3 separate regions of the Homo sapiens genome follow, and all the other regions are linked to region 1. Evidence: chromatin contacts called from ENCODE Hi-C or POLR2A ChIA-PET data. All regions are on one chromosome and are shown on one strand. Each heading gives the region's core, a stretch centred on a gene start or an enhancer-like site at or near the end of the contact. The rest is flanking DNA. Distances are from core to core; before and after follow the strand shown. Region 1 overlaps KDM3A (lysine demethylase 3A). Region 2 has its middle 48 kb from the start of KDM3A. Region 3 holds the start of CHMP3-AS1 (CHMP3 and RNF103 antisense RNA 1).

Region 1 (4,926 bases), core at 1,106-3,605:
AAGCCAATAGTGAGGAGTGTCAAAGCCCAGAATGCTGGGCTTGATGGTTAGTCCTTGAGGCCTCTTAGATAAATCAGAAGTCGTCTTATTTTGCACCAAAGAGGCAAAGATGTCATCAAGGATTTTTGGTGTATTCTTGAGTCCATTTTCTGTCTGAATTGGAGAAAGAACAAAAGTCTCAAATATGTCATTCCCTTACCATCAAGAAACTCCATTCCCATAATGAGTATAGATTACATATCCAGAAGATTCCAAGCCAGGACCCCCAGGCAAAAAGGTACGTCCCCTGTCCCCACTTGACAACTCATAGAAGTGAGGTAACAGGAGAAAGTGGCCCAGCTCAGAACTATAGTCCCATAAAACCCATCCTCCAGTGACTCAGCCTTCTGAACCCACAAAGGTAAGTATGTGATTCAGTCTCCTTTCTACTTTCAGTTCCAACTTCTCTACTCTCTTCCTGTTCTGTCTTCAACTTTAAAACATGGAATACCAACAAACAAACACATACCTTTCCTGTAGAAGAATTCAAGAGATTCCGGAGGAAACCAGAATTGTTGTTGCTTACGGGTGTCAAAATTGTGCTGTTAAACGTATGGAGGACTGTGCTGGATTTGCTTAAAGGTGGGAGGGGTGGAAGGCATTTGATTTCATTCTTTAAAATTGGCATTGTTGGTTGTTTTTCTAAAATAAAACCAAAACATCCAGATGAAAAAACATTCTGAAAGGCAAATCCCTTATTAGTATTCTACTAGCAGAATTACTTTAGAACTTGCTTTCTATTTACTGAAACAAAAAAAATACTTTAGGGAGTAAGTATGAATGATATGATTTACTTAGACGATTCCTCACTGATGTTAAAAACAATAACTATCCAGTACAATGGAATTTTGTAAATTGACCTTTGTATCTAGCAACCCTGACAAATGTTTAGTAAATGTAGATTCTTTTGGATTTTTTGCATGTACTGTCTACAAATATTGGCAGCATTCTCTTTACACATTTTTTTTCCCTGAATGCACTGACCAGGACTTCCAGTACAATGCTTAATAAAGAGTGAAAACAGATATCCTTTGTCTTGTTCTTGAACACAGAAACTGTTTAAAAAAAAAAAAACAAAACCAAACAAACAAAAACCTCAAAGACCAGCTTGGCCAACATGGCAAAACCCCACTTCTACTAAAAATACAAATGTTAGCAGGGCGTGGTGGCAGGCGTCTATAATCCTAGCTATTTAGGAGGCTGAGGCAGGACAATGGCTTGAACCTGGGAGGCAGAGTGCAGTGTTGCAGTGAGCCAAGATCATGCCACTGCACTCCAGCCTGGCTGGACAGAGCAAGATTCCGTCTCAAAAAAACTCAAAACAAATTTTTAAAAAAATTCAACGACTATTTATGATGTCTCCAGTCTTGTTTTTTGGTTTAAACTCTTGATTAAGAATGTTCTTAATTTAAGAAGTTTTTTGTAAATCATTAACAGGTACTGAATTTTACTTAATGTTTTCCTGCATCTTGTCCCATGATTCTTCTACATTTTTGAATGTCAGACTGTATCTTCATTTCTGGAAAAACCTTGAAAAACTTGAATTCTTTTCCGGCCACTTGCTAATTGTCTTACTTCGGCTCAAATGAGCTGGTTTCTATATGCTTCAGCTTCCTCATCAGTAATACAGAAATAATGAGCAGTATTGATGATTGGGCATCACAGAATTACATCACATGTAAAGAGAGGGCCTGGACCACAACAGGAGTTTGAATATTCCTTTTCCTCTTTCTAAGGTATGTATAAACTCACCAGCTGTGCTCTTGCCAGCTTTTCAAATTATTTTTTTCTACAACAGTCATCTTAGACTTAATTTATGAGTTCTTTTAAGAGCTCCTTATCACATTTTTAAAGCTATATAAAGGTTTTTCCAGAAATTCAGATGTAGTCTAACATTCAAATATTCCTTCATTTACAGTGTCAAATTTGATTCATTAAAATTTTGCTCCAGATCTTTGCATGAAAGAAGTGGCCTGCAATTCTTCTCTTCTGTAACACAGCCAGAAGGTGGAAGTCCCTAAATTTTAATGCAGCAAAATTTCTCCTCTTTGGTGCTGCATTTCAAAAACACTTTCATTTGTGGCAGGTTCCAGGATGACTCCAGAGAAGCACTTTCCATTCCACACGACTTCTAACCACTGTTCTCTCAAGTCCTTCCACGAATGGACTAAAATACTCAAGAACAAACACAAAAGCAGGAAACACTCACCCTTGTTTTCCTTGTTGACATTCCCGCTGGTTAGGTCGGCCAGCCAGTTTAGAGGAGATGTGCTGGCTGGACAGGCAGGCTTCATGCTGCCGGCTGGCTTGGAGGCTGCTTCCCCACCCACAGCTGCTGGCTCCAACACTGAGGGATTCTGCTGGAGCACTGCACCAAGAGTCGGTTTTTCTCCAGCTAAAGAAGTCTGTGTTAAGCATTAAAGGACGATTTTACATAAGCTGAAGAATGACAGCTTCCTTTTCTTTTCTTCTCTCCTAATAGCCGACCAACAAGTAAGATAAATATCCAGAACAAAACCACCTAATAGTTAGCCCTGGGTATCCCCACAGCTGCAGTAATCCCGCACTAGTAGAGAATAACTAAAAGGTAGGAGAGATGTCAGCAACTTAAACACAGCAAGGTATTACCCCCCGCACCCTTTCACCAGCCCCTGCTGGTACATATCCCTATTACTCTATGTACCATGCTGGTTTAAAATGACCAGTTTGTGCCTGTCTCCCCTATGAACTCATCCCAGAATTCAGGATAGGCACAGAAAACATGGTTAAAAACGAATAAATGACGCAGGCAGGAAAGGTAAAGCGGTGATTTCAGAAGGAAATGGGATGCAGAGAAAGAGAAAATGCTATTTTGACTTAGCTTTAAAAATGTGATGAGCTCTTAAAAGAACCCATAAATTAAATCTAAGATGACTGCTGTAGAAGAAAATAATTTTAAAAACTGGCAAGAGTGAGTTTATACATACATAAGAAGGAGGAAAAAAAATATTCAAACCCCTGTTGTGGTCCAGGCCCTCTCTTTACATGTGATGTAATTCTGTGATGCCCAATCATCAATATTGCTTCTTATTTCTATATTACTGATGAGGAAGCTGAAGCACATAGAAACCAGCTCACTTCAGCCAAAGTAACACAACTAGCACGTGGAAGGAAAAGAACTCAAATTCAGTTCTGACTCCAAATATTACAAGTCTTCTGCTCTCCCATCCTGCCTTATGACACCACAGCTTTATAGAAATGTAAATTTCTGATTATTAAACACAATGCGGCATACTGATTACTGGAACGAGGGGGAGAAGGGACAGCAAGACGTACATGTGATGGTGGGGAGGAGAGGGATGCCACCAAGGAGAGACATATGAGGACTGAGAAAATTAACATTTTTTACATTGTGTGATGGGCAACTAAAGGTTCATTTCATCATTTCCTTCAACTCTGCATAAACACAGGCAAAATATATTTAGTAATTTTAAAAATGTTAAAGCTTATCTTAATAATTTTAATTCTGCAAAATACACAAAAAATTTTTTTAAACCCTTTACAAATTCGACAGCTACTTATTAGGTAGACTACTTTAGAACTTTGTGCTTCTTCAAGAAACAAAAATGTAAAACCTACTACAAGAGGCCACAGTAGAGTCTACGAAAGTAATGTGAAAAGTCAGAACGGGTCTCTGAACTGTCACATGAACTGTATGAATTCTTTCTCTCTCTCTTTCCACTTGATAGCTATCCCCAGGTTCCTTTCAAATGCACTGATAGAAATCCTTGGGTTATTTGAAAAACAGACAAATGACAATTACAAGAGATGTTGAATTTAACATAAGCAGTAAATACCTGTTTTAGGTCTTCCTTTGAGGCTGGCTTTGAAAAGAGTTTGAATTGCCTGTTTGAACAAGGGCAGTTTGCCTTTATTCCCCATTTCGCTCTTACAGAATGAACAATGTCTCCAACATCATAGAGTGCTAAAGAAAGGGCAGAGGCAAACATCTGAACAAGGATATTAGGAACTTTCAACCTCAACATTACAGAGCAGAAGCTGGCATTCCCCACAGGATTACTTTTCCCACTCCCTCCTTTTCATCCTGCTCCAGAGGCCTTCCCCAAAATGCATTTTCTTTTCTACTACAAAACTATCCCACAAAACTTGACTCGAAAAGTGTTGGAGGAATTATCTAATATATTTCTGGACAACTTACAATACACACTAAAATAAACTTAACGAGTAATAAAGGAAAACAAAACTACCAGCTCCCATGAGTTAACCAAGACAAGGGGAAAGAAAATCACTGCAGCACATGAAATACCTTTTCCAGGAATGATCTGTGTGGGCATTAAGTTCTCTGGTTCATGTATCTGACTCTTCACACATTTTAGCCAAGAGAAAGTCTTGTAAGCAGCACCTGCAAATAACTGATTTGTAGTAACTGTTCTTTACAGACTCTGTCTCCACATGCTTCAAGAAACCCGCCAAACACAAATCAACAAAAACACTTGATTTAACTGTGTAGAGGGGCTGGAGGAGAATCAAATCGGTTCTCACCCTGTTGGCAATTCTTTCTCTTCATCCGGTAGCAGTCCACACATACTCCAAACCCACACCGAGGACACACCCAGTGCAGGTTGAAGATGGTGGTGTCGCACACATCACACATTTCTCGAACACCTTTGACAGCTCGCTTCCAAGCAACCTGTCCTGCAAAAATCAGTAAATCACTTAGTCTTTGGAAGGAGAGGGCTTCTGAAACCAAAAACGAAAGGTAGGGGTTATTGTCATTCCTCCCTGTGACTAGACTTCAAATTAACTTTGTTCAGGCTTCATTGCAAATGCTGTCCTCCACCCCATGAAGTGTTCCTGGATCCCCTCAGCACTCCTAGTAACTTGAAT
Region 2 (4,926 bases), core at 1,257-3,756, 87 kb after region 1:
CAGATCTTGCAGCAGCACTGAAAACTACGACCAACAGGCAATCAATAGACAGATAAATTGGGATCTGATTATGAGGCAGATATAACCATTTTGAGGAAAGCACCCAAGCTACAGCTCCTGGTACGAACCCCAGCTTTGCCTTCTGAGTGCTGGATGTAAGTAAGCAAGCTTGATTCTTCCATCTAGGTTTTGTCCTTGGGCTCAGACACACAAAACATAGGAAGAACAAAAGCTGGCATTTAATCCACCCTCTAAATCCCTTGGATATTTATTTATGCACTTTGTGCATTTTTTGTACACTTCCCTTCTCTTTTATACCCTCCATTCTCACATCCCATATTTCTGGAGATAGAGGCTACCAATTCCAGGGAATGGGGCAGTAAGTGAGTCTTGTGTATGTGTATGTTGAGTGGGGGTTGGGGGAAGTGAGTGTGTGTATAGTACATCTTGGGAAGTTAGTTCTAGGAGTAAAGAATTATCGGGCCAGGTGTGGTGGCTCATGCCTGTAATCCCAGCACTTTGGGAGGCCGAGGCGGGCAGATCCCCTGAGATCAGGAGCTCGAGACCAGCACGGCCAACGTGGTGAAACCTAGTCTCTTCTAAAAATACAAAAATTAGCCAGGTGTGGTGGCAGGCACCTGTAATCCCAGCTACTCAGGAGGCTGAGGCAGGAGAATCGCTTGAACTCAGGAGGCAGAGGTTGCAGTGAGCCAAAACTGTGTGGGAGAGACCCAAAGGACCTTGCAGTAGTTCATCCAAGATATTCCATTCATTTAGGGAAACAGAGGAATGCAGACAGGGAGTATGAGAAAGCTGCCATATGGGTAGTGCAACGCTTCCCTGGGAAACAGGCAGGGAAATCAACCTACTCCAAGCTGTAGATTTGAGAAGAGAAACCAAGCACTGTGGAGATGACGACCCACAGCCACCCACCCCCAAATAGTCTGTGTGATCACACCTTGCCTTGTTTGATGCGGAGTGAAGAGAACTGGATTTATAACAACATTTAAAGTGACATTTAAATAATTTAAAACAATATTGGATTTACAACAAAATAATGATTTTTTTTTAACATAGTCTTGCTCTGTCACCCAGGCTGGAGTGCAGTGGCATGATCTCAGCTCACTGCAACCTCCACCTCCTGGATTCAAGCAATTCTCCTGCCTCAGCCTCCCGAGTAGCTGGGATTACAGGTGCGTGCCACCATGCCTGGCTAATTTTTGTGTTTTTAGTAGAGATGGGGTTTCACCATGTTGACCAGGTTGGTCTCGAACTCCTGACCTCGTGATCCACCCGCCTCAGCCTCCCAAAGTCCTGGGATTACAGGCGTGAGCCACCGTGCCCGGCCCTAGCTATCTTTCTTTTATCAATTTCTGATTTAATTCTATTGTAGTCTGAGAGCAGATATTGTGTAGTTTCTGTTGTTTTAAACTTGCTAAGATAGGTGCATGGCCCATAATGTGGTCTGCCATGGTGAATAGAATATATTTTTTACTTTTTAGTATGTGGAAAAACAGTATAATGAACTATATTTTCATCACTAGGCTTCAACTGTTATCAACACATGGCCAATCTTATTTCATCACTGGTTTCTCTCTTCCTGGCTAATTTAAAGCAAATTTTAGAAATTATATCATTTTATCAATAATTGCTTCAGTATATATTATAATGTGGGCATCACCATTGAGAATGTGGTCCTTAGGAATTCAACAAAATCATCCTGTACCAAGACCCACTGATATCCTTGCCTTTACCTACCCTACTCTATGCCCTATACCTTGGCCCAGGCTAGATGAATCTAATTTGTCTCTGTGCACTGAAAGGACTCTGCAGGTGGCTGATATAAATATGCCTTTGGGAAGCTACTTCGGGTGGCCAAGGGGACAGTATTGCAGTTGGCAGTCTGACTCCAGCTGTCACCACTTGTGAGCCATGTAGCCTCAGACAAGGCATTTAACCTCTAGAGCTGTATCAAGGTTTTTCTCTTCTGATTAAATGGAGAACATAAAACCTACTTCACCAAATTGTTATGAAGCTTAACTAAATAAAAGTGAAAGTCAGGTTAGTCATTATTATCACAGTTTATGCAGCAACACAATCATGTCAGGGAAGTCTTTAGTGTAGGGATTTCTTTTGCATACAGGAAGCCCTGTGCCAACTTTAGAGAGTCCAGAAAACCCCATGAAACCACAAGACCTAGGCACCAATTCCCAGAACAAGGCTGAATTTAGTCCCTGATAGAGTCTGAATCCTGACTATGGCAAGCTAGGCAACTCAAACTGTCCATTGTGAACTGGGCATTATCTAATCCACTGAGTCATAAAATTGGAATGTGCAGCAGTACTCAGTATAAAATGGAAATGGTGTTTACAAGATAAGGCCCAAGCAGGTATAAAAGGCTCAAGAATATTGCATAAGCAGGTGGCTCACCCTCCCACATTTTTTGCTTCTACTACTTTACCACCTCTCTCAGCCCACACCAGTGGCCTCAAGGGGAGTTGCCTAGGACTAGCTGACAGAAGAAGAAAAAGCACAGGCTTGGTTTGCAGTGGGTCTGCATGATAGGGCTGCAAGTGAACAGCTGCTGTTTTACAGCTCCCCTGAAGAGTGAGTCTGAAAGGCAAGGGTGAAAGGAAATCCTCTTAATAGGCAGAATTTTAAGCAGTACATCTGTTGTCCACTTACTGTAGAAGGCGAGATGCCCTGGAGTATGCAACTATACCAATTTATGATCAAGGATTAATGGATTAGAAGAGTGGTCACTGACTTCTGAGGAGCAAGATTGGAAGACTAGTGACAAGGAAGTCTTCAGGAAGTATGTGAATTAACTCTTCAAAACAGGCACTAAAAATGTACATATTTGTAACCACTATGAATGCTCACCAAAGGGCATCTACTGAAGAGGCAGCTCTCTGTGGTCTAGTGGAGTGCACAAAACAACCCATGTGTGGCTGAAAGTGATTTCCTTTCCCTAAACATTTTGATGCTTACTCAATGGGCCCATAAACAAAATGTCCACGGTGGCAGGGGTAGATTTTACATGAGCTCACCAAGCTGGATTCCTCTCGCCAAGATTAATCTAGCTAACGTCACTGCTGGGTGCCCAATGTTCTAACAGCAGAGATAACACTGGGGCCTCATTATGACACCTATCCTTGGGCTGCCAGCCAGCCCCAATGTCTTAGGTTGATTATACTGGACATTTTCCATTGCGGAGGAGACAGCAATTTGTCTTTATGGGAATAGATACTTATTCAAGATACGAGTTTGTCTTCTATGCCCACCATAGAAGTCCTTCTGCCAGCACCATTTGTGGGCTTAAATAATGCCTTACTCAACATCTGCAACTCACACAAAATTGCCTTTATTAAGGAGATCATTTTATGGTGAAGGGCATTCTATAGACGTGAGCTCATTACTTGTATCTATAGAATTCACTGTTTTTGCCATGTGCTACACATCACCCCAAATCAGCTGGCTTGATTAAACAGTGGAATGGCCTGTGGAGGGCTCAGTTACAGTGACAGCTGGGAGGCTAGGGTGCTGCCCCATAGCATGCAGTATATGCCATACACCAGTGGCCAAAACATGGTTATGGTCAAACTCTTTCCTAAAATTTTCCTCTGGATCTTTCAGAGGCTTTGCCTTCCTTTTAATTCTTCCTAATGCTATTTTCTCTTAAAAAATTCATCATTGGCTGGGTGTGGTGGCTCATGCCTGTAATCCCAGCACTTTGAGAGGCCAAGGTGGGTGGATCACCTGAGGTCAGGAGTTCCAAATTTCATATGGAACCAAAAAAGAGCCCATATAGCCAAGACAATCCTAAGCAAAAAGAACAAAGCTGGAGGCATCATGCTGCCTGACTTCAAACTATACTACAAGGCTACAGTAAGCAAAACAGCATGGTACTGATACTGAAACAGATATATAGACCAACGGAACAAGACAGAGGCCTCAGAAATCATGCCACACATCTACAACCATCTGATCTTTGAGGAACCTGACAAAAACAAGCAATGGGGAAAGGATTCCCTATTTAATAAATGGTGTTGGGAAAACTGGCTAGCCATATGAGAAAACTGAAACTGGACCCCTTCCTTACACCTTATAAAAACAGTAACTCAAGATGGATTAAAGACTTAAACCTAAGACCTAACACCATAAAAACTATAGAAGAAAACCTAGGCAATACCATTCAGGACATAGGCATGGGCAAGGACTTCATGAATAAAACACCAAAAGCAACGGCAACAAAAGCCAAAATTGACAAATGGGATCTAATTAAACTAAAGAGCTTCTGCACAGCAAAAGTAACTATCATCAGAATGAACAGGCAATCTACAGAATGGGAGAAAAAATTTGCAATCTATCCATCTGACAAAGGGCTAATATCCAGAATCTATAAGGCACTTAAGCAAATTCACAAGAAAATAACAACCTCATCAAAAGGTGGGCGAAGGATATGAACAGACATGTCTCAAAAGAAGACATTTATGTAGCCAACAAACGTATGAAAAAAAGCTCATCATCACTGGTCATTAGACAAATGCAAATCAAAACCACAATGAGATACCATCTCACGCCAGTTAGAATGGCGATCATTAAAAAGTCAGGAAACAACAGATGCTGGAAAGGATGTGGAGAAACAGGAACGCTTTTACATTGTTGGTGGGAGTGTAAATTAGTTCAACCATTGTGGAAGACAGTGTGGCGATTCCTCAAGGATCTAGAGCCAGAAATACCATTTGACCCAGCAATCCCATTACTGCATATATACCCAAAAGATTATAAATCATTCTACTATAAAGACACATGCACACGTATGTTTATTGTAGCACTGTTCACAATAGCAAAGACTTGGAACCAACCCAAAGGCCCATCAATGATAGACTGGATAAAGAAAATATGTCACATATACACCATGGA
Region 3 (4,926 bases), core at 710-3,209, 82 kb before region 1:
ACACATGGACAAATGCTAGGCAGGAATCGCCCACGCTGGAAAGGGCGATGGCCTGAAAAAAAACGACCGCAGTTGGGATGGAAAGGGGAGGGTTGAAGTTCAGACATATTGAAGTTAGAATGGTTGGGACTTGGTAAGAGGGGAGAGAGGACGATGCCTAGGGTTTAGTGACCAGGTGATGGTGGTGCAAGCAGAGGGGAGGAGTGGGTTGGCGGGAGGAAAAAGAGGTTATTTTTGGTTTGTCACCTGTGAGTTGCCTACTGGACACAAAGATGAAGCTGTCGGGAAAGTGATGCTAAGTGTACACGTCTGCGTGGAGATCCAGACTTCTGGTGCAACATCTAGGTTTAGGTGAAGTATTAGAAGCAGTTGTAGCCAACAAATTCGTATCTTTCAGAGCAATCATTTCTACACCTTACGAAAAGCACCGAATCCGTGGTCTCCCCCACACAGACATGACCAGAACATGTGCGATGACGTCAGCCTTTTTGACTAGTCTCCCACTCACTCGATTCTGCGCAGGCGTATGGCGCATGCGCAACATCCCCTAGTGCCGCCGCTCCCTACTCTGGGGGTTGGGACTACCTCCTTTTCCGCGGGCCCCGCCCAGGCGGCTGCCCGTGACCTGCCTGGGCGCGGGGAACTGAAAGCCGGAAGGGGCAAGACGGGTTCAGTTCGTCATGGGGCTGTTTGGAAAGACCCAGGAGAAGCCGCCCAAAGAACTGGTAAGGGCTACGGCGGCGGCAGATAAGCGGGTGGATCTGTGTGGGGCGTAGTGAAGTTGGTAAATGACAGGACACTCTTCTCCCCACCGCCTGCCCGATACCGCCCGGCCCCCATTTCCGGGGACTCCCACTCGACAGGGGGGCCGGAGGAAGAGTCTTTAGGAGTCGGCTGTGGGACGCGAGAGCTCCTGGTGCCATGGCTCTCGAACAGGTAGCCGAGGGTGGATGAAGAGTTTCTCCACCTCGCCACTGAGCGCGTAGGCAGCGACACCGTCCTGGCCTCGGAAACCTCTTCCCCCTGCGCGCGTTGGTACGACCCGCCCGGAACCTTTTCCCAGCGTAGGCCCCACCCCTCCAGCCCGGCTGCGGACCACCCGGAGAACCTTCTCCTGCCCGAAGCGTTGTTTGGAGCGGGCCGGGTCGCGTCTGCCGGAGGAGCCGTCTGTTCTCCGTCCTCCCTGTTGTGTTGAAAAAGAGGCTCAGTTTCCTCTTTCCCCAGCCCTTGTGTTGACCCTAGGCACATACCGTAGCGGGGCAGGGACTCGACCCAGAAGAATGTTACAGAAGATAGCTCTGGACCCGGCTTCGAACTCTCGTTACCTATTAATTGAGATAATATTGGGAGGCAAACAGTTGAAAATGCCCTGCAGTCAGTCAACCTAAGTTTGAATCCTGCCTTCCCACATCTCAGCTCTGTGATCTCTGGAAAGTTCACTTCTCAGTGCCTTCTCGACTGTGAAGCCAGAATAATAGTAGTGTCACCTCAGAGTAATTGAAGATTCAGGGATGTAAAGTTTTCATATTGGTAGTTAGGGCTAATTCTTTAAATACGGCACAGCTTTGCTACTCAAATGCCAACCAGCAGCATCAACATCACCTGGGAGCTTGTTAAATCTCGGACACCACTCCAGACCCACTGAGTCAGATTTTGAATTCTGACAAGCTCCCTAATGATTAGTGTGCACATCAGTGCTTTGAGAAGCACTGCTCTGCAACACCTAGGCTTGTCCATAATGGAAAAAAAAAATCCTGAAATCCTTTAATAAATGATCTTACCTGTTCAGCTCTAGCAGGCACATTTTAAAAACTAATCTTATGCATCTTGCAATTCCTGGCACATAATGTGCGTTAATGTAAATTTGTTGTTGTTGTTGTTAAAGGCCCTAGAACAGTAGACACTCATTATTTTCGTCAGGAAACTTACTCAGTTTTGCTCCTTGGTAAAATAAAAATTGTGGCGCTTAAATGAAATAACGGTATAACATCACTTTGGAAACTATAGAACATTATATAGATGCACATTTTGTGACATCTGTATATTCTAAGATTCTTGTTATTGTAGAAGTGTGGTAGGGAGAGATTATTTGTTGTCTTCAGTGTTTGGCCTTGGCATTGCCATTCGTAAATTGAGATAAGATTATGGAGAAGCAAAAAAGATGCTGGGGAAATGGTTGCTTTATTGTTTAAACTAGTCTCTAGTATATGTACTACTATACTACTCTAGTATATTGTACACTTAGATTGTTTTTAAATGATAAATTGCTAAGAACACGATATTGGTACACTCTTCAGTAGGGTAATCTACCTGAGAAAGCTGATTGACACTGGAAAATGGCAGGGTTGATGCATGAGATTGGTTTTTAAAACTATGCTTGCCAGAGCCGAACAGGTAAGATCATTTATTGAATAAAAAATTTTAGTTGTTTTTCCCCCCATTATGGACAAGTCTGGGTATTGTAGAGCAGTGCTTCTCAAGCATTAGTGTGCACACTAATCATTAGGGATCTTGTCAGAATTCAAAATCTGATTCAGTAGGTCTTGGATAGGGTCTGAGATTTCTAATAAGCTCCCAGGTGATGTTGATGCTGCTGGTCTACACTTGAGTAGCAAGATTGTAGAGTGAATTAAGATTAGCCCTAACTACCACCACCTTTAGCTAACATATTGAACCAGGCATTGTGTTAAGCACTCTGCAATGTTATGAGGTAGGAACTGTTATTGTCTCCACTTTACAGGTGGCAACTGAGGCATACAGTATTTAGGTAATTTGCCCAAGGTCATACAGTTTGTGAATTACAGCACCAGAGGTTATGTATTCTAAGGCCTATACTTAGAATTATCATGCCATTTATACTACCTCCCAAAGAGGGATTATAAAGGTGAAATAAGAAGCCAAAGAACTTAACTTCTAGCAAGTAAGATAAACATTTTAAGAGCTGGTTTGGATAGGGCACCTGATATGGTTTGGATCTGTGTCCCCGCCAAATCTCATGTCAAATTGTCATCCCCAGTGTTGGAGGTGGGACCTAGTATGAGGTGATTGGATCATGGGAGCAGATTTCCCATGAGTGGTTTAGCACTATCACCTTTGGTACTGTCCTTGAGATAGTGAGTTCTCATGAGATCTGGTTGTTTAAAAGTGTGTAGCACCTTCTCCCTCATTCTCTCTTGCTCCTGCCATGTAAGATGCCTATTTCTTTGCCTTCCCCCATGATTGGAAGCTTCCTGAGGCCTCCCCAAAAGCAGAAGCTGCTGTGCTTCCCGTACAGTCTGCAGAACTGTGAGCCAGTTAAACCTCTTTTCTTTTTTTTTTTTTTAAATTATACTTTAAGTTCTGGGTTACATGTGCAGAACGTGCAGTTTTGTTACATATATACACGTGCTGTGGTGGTTTGCTGCACCCATCAACTGGTCACCTACATTAGGTATTTTTGCTAATGTTATCCCTCCCCAACCCCCAACCCCTGACAGGCCCCGGTGTGTGATGATCCCCTCCCTGTGTCCATATGTTCTCATTGTTCAATTCCCACTTATGAGTGAGAACATGCGGTGTTCGGTTTTCTGATCTTGTGATAGTTTGCTGAGAATGATGGTTTCCAGCTTCATCCATGTCCCTGCAAAGGACGTGAACTCATCCTTTTTTATGGCTTCATAGTATTCCATGGTGCCACATTTTCTTAATCCAGTCTATGATTGATGGACATTTGGGTTGGTTCCAAGTCTTTGCTATTGTGAATAGTGCTGCAATAATTTTTTTTTTTTGAGATGGAGTCTCGCTCTGTCGCCCAGGCAGTGCAGTGGCGCGATCTCAGCTCACTGCAACCTCCGCCTCCTGGGTTCAAGGGATTCTCCTGCCTCAGTCTCCTGAGTAGCTGGGACTACAGGCCCGTGCCACCACATCTGGCTAATTTTTTGTGTGTTTAGTAGAGACAGAGTTTCACCGTGTTAGCCAGGATGGTCTTGATCTCCTGACCTCGTGATCTGCCCGCCTTGGCCTCCGAAAGTCTGGGATTACAGGTGTAAGCCACCGCGCCCGGCCCTCTTTTCTTTTTATGAATTACGCAGTCTCAGGTATTTCTTTATAGCAATGTAAGAACCGACTAATACAGTACCACATACACAGGTATAGGAGTTCAGTGGTTGGAGTGATTATCTCCAGGCTGAGATGATCAGAAACAGTTTGACCTTTCACTGTCATGTGTTCCATCCTCTTCCTGCCTATGAATGGGTTCTTGACTATTTAGTAGGATTTTTAGTGTTAGATTATCCACTTTATCTGGTGCTGGAGATACCCTGCCCAAGGTTTTCTTCAAGTTCCTCCTCAGTTCTTCAAGGTACCCATTCAGTTTTGATATGTTTTAGTTTGTTAGAAGAATGTCCATCCACTTTAGGGTCAGCTTCTACCAAGTGCCAGGCTTTCTCTCACACCTGTGACTTGTGAACAAAGAAAGTGTTTTGTCACCAGCTGTGGTTACTTAGCATTAGTCTGTAATTCAAGAAGGTGCCAATAAAGCAGGGATGGTGTATTAGTCAGGGTTTTCCAGAGAAGTAGAACCAATAGGATGGATGGATAGATAGGTAGTTGAGAGGGAATTTAATATGGAAATTGACTGGGGATTATGAAGGCTGAGAAGTACTATCATATGCTGTCTGTAAGCTGGAGACCCAGAGAAGCCAGTGGTGTAGCTCAGTCCAGGGTTGAAGGCCGGAGAACCTAGTGAGTTGGGGTAGCACTGATGGAAGTCCCAGAGTCCAGAGAGTAGAGAACCTACAGTTCTGATGTCTAAGAGCAGGAGACGGGTATCCCAGATGCAGAAGAGAGCAAGAATTTGCCTTTCTTCTGCCTTTTTGTTATGTCCAGACCCTCAACTGATTGGATGGTGCCCACTTACATTGGGTGGGGGCTGATCTTCTTTAGTTC

The links. A loop is a pair of places that touch in the nucleus more often than their neighbours do. ChIA-PET counts read pairs that join two places held with the same protein, here RNA polymerase II (POLR2A). Pooled maps may share reads with other maps.
Region 2: a loop to region 1 is called in a map of Caco-2, with 3 times the contacts of the local background. The contact joins two enhancer-like sites. A Hi-C loop is called at or near these places in 5 of 168 maps with a recorded cell type or tissue (Caco-2, PC-3, astrocyte of the cerebellum and 2 more) and 3 of 50 pooled maps. POLR2A ChIA-PET finds 5 or more read pairs at or near these places in 2 of 52 experiments (Panc1 and activated naive CD4-positive, alpha-beta T cell).
Region 3: a map of ascending aorta shows a loop between it and region 1 (2.3-fold over the local background). The contact joins the promoter of CHMP3-AS1 here to the enhancer-like site in region 1. A Hi-C loop is called at or near these places in 3 of 168 maps with a recorded cell type or tissue (ascending aorta, heart left ventricle and naive thymus-derived CD4-positive, alpha-beta T cell) and 10 of 50 pooled maps. POLR2A ChIA-PET finds 5 or more read pairs at or near these places in 7 of 52 experiments (CD4-positive, alpha-beta memory T cell, GM12878, MCF 10A and 4 more).

Annotation. Positions count from the first base shown.
Region 1 is chr2:86,477,685-86,482,610 of GRCh38, reverse strand. It overlaps KDM3A (lysine demethylase 3A), which reads right to left. Exons shown (of 26, transcript NM_018433.6): 13 at 4,582-4,734; 14 at 4,346-4,441; 15 at 3,876-4,003; 16 at 2,249-2,444; 17 at 509-681; 18 at 1-153. Among named protein-coding and RNA genes, the nearest start is that of KDM3A, 39 kb to the right of the region's middle. RefSeq lists an enhancer at 1-805. Within about 2 kb of position 2,355, at least 6 of the 41 ENCODE cell types and tissues checked have a DNase peak (open chromatin) inside an H3K27ac peak, as active enhancers do.
Region 2 is chr2:86,391,265-86,396,190 of GRCh38, reverse strand. No RefSeq gene overlaps it. Among named protein-coding and RNA genes, the nearest start is that of KDM3A, 48 kb to the left of the region's middle. Within about 2 kb of position 2,506, at least 6 of the 41 ENCODE cell types and tissues checked have a DNase peak (open chromatin) inside an H3K27ac peak, as active enhancers do.
Region 3 is chr2:86,559,103-86,564,028 of GRCh38, reverse strand. CHMP3-AS1 (CHMP3 and RNF103 antisense RNA 1) reads right to left here and starts at 1,959. Exons shown (of 6, transcript NR_183901.1): 1 at 1,782-1,959; 2 at 1,109-1,183; 3 at 630-761; 4 at 247-341; 5 at 1-52. All of the region lies in intron 3 of RNF103-CHMP3 (RNF103-CHMP3 readthrough), which reads left to right. It overlaps CHMP3 (charged multivesicular body protein 3), which reads left to right and starts at 586. Exons shown (of 6, transcript NM_016079.4): 1 at 586-725. The coding sequence starts at 681. RefSeq lists enhancers at 211-270, 429-723, 881-980, 991-1,160.